Regions from separate parts of the Homo sapiens genome. Here region 2 is linked to region 1. A link is a loop called in an ENCODE intact Hi-C map of the cell type or tissue named here. Cell type or tissue: ascending aorta. All regions are shown on one strand.

Region 1 (2,500 bases):
GGTCCCTATTATGTTCTCAATTCTTATGCGGTCTGATTTCTTACTCATTTTTAGCCTTCTGATAAATTTTCATACCCTCTCGGACTTTTACTTATTTCCTGGCATTTTATGTAGCCAACAATTGCACTCATTTGTGAAGGTTGAAAGGAGGGGTGATGAGCGAGATGGCATCTGGCTGGCAGCCAGGCGGGCCCTCTCCCGGTGACAGCACCACAAACCTGGCTCCAGTCTTGCTCTTGGAGAAAACTTGGTCATGCCAGGACTCCTAGAGCTCATCTGTCTCAAGGAGACTGACTTGTGGGAACCACAATCCTAAGAAGTGTATCTAGAAACCAAAATTCTAACTTACTGATTGATAATAGTGGATATTTCTTTGCTTTAACTGGGATTCCTGTAGGCCTGATCCAGAGAATCCTCTCTTCAGATAGTGAGATGTGTGGGAAACCGAGTAATCAAAATATGGCTTGGTGAACATGAAATCAAAGAGTAGGCTGTGCGCGGTGGCACACGCCTGTAATCCCAGCACTTTGGAAGGCCAAGGCAGGCAGATCACGAGGTCAGGAGATCAAGACCATCCTGGTTAATGCAGTGAAACCCCGTCTCTACAAAAAATACAAAAATTAGCCGGGCGTGGTGGCGGGCGCCTGTAGTTCCAGCTACTCCGGAGGCTGAGGCAGGAGAATGGCATGAACTCGGGAGGTGGAGCTTGCAGTGAGCTGAGATCGGGCCACTGCACTCCAGCCTGGGCGACAAAGCGAGACTCCGTCAAAAAAAAAAAAAAAAAAATCAAAGAGTAAATGGGGTGATAGGGTTTTTTATTTTTTTTGGGGGGGTGGTTTTTTTTTTAGAGACAGACCCTCCCTTTGTCGCCCAGGCTGGAGTGCAGTGGCCGTTCACAGGCACTGTCATGCCTGTCATATAGTGTGCACCATAGCCTCACACTCCTGGGCTCAAACAATCCCCCTGCTTCAGCCTCTTGAGAAGCCGGGACTATTGGCATGCACCACTGTACATGGCTTGTGGGGATTGTTTTGAAGGTTTGGGAAGCCTGGTGACTCACAATTGCCTCTCAACAGAGAACAGTCTGTTCTAGATCAACACAGCCAACTCTGGGTCTCCGACTTCCTTTCCCGCACTACTGCCATTCTAAGCACAAGGTCATTCCACACAGGGCAGAGTACAACAGATTTGGGTTTTTGCTGATGAAGCGACAATCAGGCTTTTCTCCCTGGCATTGTTTCTGGGACACTGTGAGTGGTATATCGGGCGTTTCCATGCATCTCAACCACACGTTTATTCACAGTCTCTTGATTTAATCCCACGGATGGATAATTCTATCCATAATGGGTACAGACATCACTTGTTTTATTTTCAGAGGACAATCTTATGTCTTACTTTAATTTCTGGTGCTCACCTCCATGAATTACCATGTACCAGTATCACAGCCTTCTATAATTCTAATGGAACATTTAAGTAGCTATTGTTTTTCTAATATAATATACATGCTGCAAAATTATTGCAAGGAACGGGACAAGGAAAGCCCTGTGGCAGGAGAAAATTCTGCAGAGTTGTTTGCTGAGGCCATGATTTCATTCCTTGAATACTGGAAGGATAATGTGGTATTGGGAAAGAGCACAGTTTGCTTGGAATTCTGTCTCCACACTCATTACCTGTGAGGCGATGAGTGACGTCGTTGACCTTTTCTTTTTCTTTTCTTTTTTGAGACAGGATCTTACCCTGTCACTCAGACTGGAATGCAGTGGCGTGATCTTGGCTGACTGCAACCTCTACTTCCCAGGCTCAAGCAACTCTCCTGCCTCGGCCTCCTGAGTAGCTGGGATTACAGGCACTCACCACCACGCCTGGCTAATTTTTGTATTTTTAGTAGAGATGAGGTTTCACCATGTTGGCCAGGCTGGTCTTGAACTCCTGACCTCAAATGGTCCACCCTCCTCAGCCTCCCAAAGTGCTGGGATTACAGGTGTGAGCCACCACGCCTGGCTGTAGTTGACCTTTTCTAAGCCAATGCCACTCCAAGTGTGGATCCCAAACTGTCTGTACGAGGCTGCGAGGAGATAAGGGGCTTGCACCAGAAAATAAAATGAGCCACGCCACTCAACACACTACTTAACTTGGCTGACTTTTTTTCCAAAGTCAGACTTTCTCAATGAAGGAAACAGTACCTTGATTTACATTCTGTCCCAGGTTCCTTGGCAATAAAATTGGAAAATAATACTAACTTCACAGGGCTGCCACTGTAGAGATTAAATTAATGGTGTTGCATGAAAAGTGTCTGGCACGATGTGTGTACAATAAATAGTTGTTTTAGTGTGTCTGAGTTGCACAATTTAGCACTAAGAGCAAACTTTTCAAGCAAGTTTATAACCAGCAACAGGCTCATAGAAGACAAGAGAGGTAAGAGGCTAAGGGCTTTATACCCTGCCATTCGCCTCATTGCTCTGAAGACCCTAAGCCTTGCCTCTCCCTAAGCATCTATTCC
Region 2 (2,500 bases), 160 kb after region 1:
TGCTGGCGGAGATAACACTCCCTTGAAGCAGTGGAGTACAATCAAACATCTTGGCTGCTCCTGAAACCCGCTCCCACGCATTTCAGTCCGGATAAGGTAAAGATCTTAAATAGTTTAGACACACGCCTTTGCTAGAGGAAATTCACAGAAACCGCCACGGCTACACATCTTATTAAATGAGTCACGAGTTCTCCTTCATTGATTAATCCTTTTCCTCATCCCTTCTCACCCCTCCCATTTGCCCTAAGAACGAAGAGCTGGTAAACCAATAAATTGGGTGGAGGCCGAGAGCTCGGGGCCGCGAGCAAGCCTCCGACGCCCTGGTCCCCTGGACCCGCCGGTTAAACTGTGATTCTCTTTCTAAATCCTTTGTCTGCGCCGGACTCGGGGTACCCGCCGGGTGGTGTGGGGCTGGTTTCCCCACCAGCTCTCGAACTCCTGCACTGAAGCGCTCCTCCCGCTTCAGTCTCCCCAGTGGTTGGGATTACAGGCGTGAGCCCCCGCGCCCGGCCAAAGGGCCCCCTAGGACCGGCTGTCTCCCCCGACTACGCACCCTCGGCCCCCAGCCTCGCGCCAGACACGGCGCCGCAGCCCCAGCGCGCGGGGGTGGAGAGAGCCGCGGGGCAGGGGCGCCCTGTGGGTCCCGCGGTCACGCCGGATCGCTCGGCCGCAGTAGTGGGGCCCGGGCGGGCGCAGGGCCGGGCTACGGGGACCGGCAGGCGCGCGAAGGGCCCGGGGCGCCGGGAGGACTCGGGTTCACAGTCGCTCCCGCTCCGGAAAGTTTGCGGCGGCTGCCCCGGGAGGGACTTCGGCGGGGAGGAGGCGGCGGCGCCAGGTGGCCGAAGTCGGAGGGGTCCGTCCGCTCCCGCAGCCTAGGAGCGCGCCCTCCCCGCCGGTGCCGGGGCCCGTGGTGGGGGTCGCACCCACCGCCGCTTGGCCGGGACCGTCTTGGCTGGCGCCGCCTTGGAGCTCGTAGGCACCGCGCGCGGTGCGGGGAGCGGCCGGGGCGGAGGGACCCAGCGAGCCCGGGGAGGGCCGGGGTCCTGCAGGCGGAGGCGCCGGGGAGGGTGTGGGGTCAGGGCCCGCGCGGCGCTGCTTCTGCTCCCGAAGACTGCGGTCGGAGCTGGCGCAGCGGAGGGTGCGGCTCCCGGAGCGCGAGGCCGCAGCGGGGAGTGACCGGAAGTGGCCTCTGCAGCCGCGTCCCTGGGCCCATGTCAGGGACGGCTCTGGCTGAAGCAGGAGGACGGCGTTTGGAGGGTGGGGTGGGCGCGTCCTCTCGGCGGCCCGCGTGGACTGACAGCCACCACTGCCCCCACGCTGCCCTCGTGCCCGCGGTTCTAAGAAGTCGAATGCCAGGCGGAGGCGACGGGGCAAATGGCCCAGGCTTGGGAGGCCGCTGGCGGTCCAGGTCCCGCAGGATGTGGAGGATTTTCGAGGAGGGCCCAGGGGCTGGAGGGTGCACAGGCCCATCTTGCACAGGAGCCACGGCCCCGGCCTTAGCTGGGCGGAGCAATTCCGGTGCCGCCGCCCCTTCCCCGCCCGGCCATGCTCGGGCTCCAGGCGGGCTGCTGCAGGGGGCCTGATCCGGTGGACGATCGGCTCCTCACCCCGGCAAGGGCCCCCACCTCGGCCGCTGACAGCCTCGCAGGGAGGCCCCAGCGATGAGCAAGGGGGCTGGCGGGAGGACGGGAGGCCCCGCCGGCCTGAGTCCTGGACAGGTGATTGGCAGGTGAATGAGCTGGAGTGTGCAGCGTGCCTGGCTGGGGGCCAGGGAAGATCTGCCGGGACCTCAGGGGCTGCAGGCTGCCAACTGCCCGCCCCAGCTCTGGATGCCCTACTCGAACCTCAGTTTCCTCACCTGCCAGGAAGGACCCGTATGTCAGGGGTGTTTTGACGATTAAACTGGACAATCCAAATAAACTCGCATTAGCCCTCCTTGGCCGCACATCTTTCTGACTTTGTACGAAACTCTGGAATGCCTGTAGGTGGGGAGGCAGGCAGGCCAGACCTTGGCCCCTGGCTGCATTGTCCCTTCTGGGCGCCCCCACTCCTCCTGGGCCCTTTTAAAGCACATACCTAGCGAAACATCTGGACCTCAGAGAGCCTCAGAGAACTTTGTGCATTTCCAAAACCAAAATGCTTTCTTCCCTGACCCCATGTTCTCATCTTACTCCAAAACGCAAATTCCTTGGGCAGCCAGCTTCAGAAAAGGGCCTCAATTTGATGTTTGTTCTCTGGGACCCACCCCAGGGCCCTTTTGATGGAGCATCATTCCACCTCCATCCCCACCCCCTCCCCCCGGGGCTTCCCCCAGTACACTGGGGGCTCTTAACTGTAACAACCTGGATCTGGCCACTAGACTCCCAAGGCAGGGGACAGGGAACACAGTTCCCCCAGCAGACTGGCCTAGCCATGGCCTGATGAACAGTGATCTCTGGGCAGGAGACCCAGGACAGGAAATATCTCCGCCCTCTACTGTCAGACCCTCCTGCCTTCGGGG

The links. Hi-C counts contacts between places; a loop is a spot of excess contacts. Peaks named below come from ENCODE experiments on the same cell type or tissue, not always from the same donor. Only the 100,000 strongest peaks of a DNase experiment are listed, where the experiment ranks them.
Region 2: a loop joins it to region 1, with 2.3 times the contacts of the local background. A loop is called at or near these places in 29 of 110 quality-filtered maps.

What each region holds. Positions count from the first base shown.
Region 1 is chr1:246,946,371-246,948,870 of GRCh38, forward strand. All of the region lies in intron 6 of ZNF670-ZNF695 (ZNF670-ZNF695 readthrough (NMD candidate)), which reads right to left. It also overlaps a transcript of ZNF695 not described here. Among named protein-coding and RNA genes, the nearest start is that of AHCTF1, 16 kb to the left of the region's middle. In ascending aorta, no CTCF peak of the experiment used is centred here; a DNase peak (open chromatin) is centred at 1,041; H3K4me3 peaks cover 523 bases; H3K27ac peaks cover 2,500 bases.
Region 2 is chr1:247,110,755-247,113,254 of GRCh38, forward strand. LINC02897 (long intergenic non-protein coding RNA 2897) reads right to left here and starts at 1,663. Exons shown (of 1, transcript NR_167894.1): 1 at 1-1,663. In ascending aorta, no CTCF peak of the experiment used is centred here; a DNase peak (open chromatin) is centred at 1,197; H3K4me3 peaks cover 1,927 bases; H3K27ac peaks cover 1,473 bases.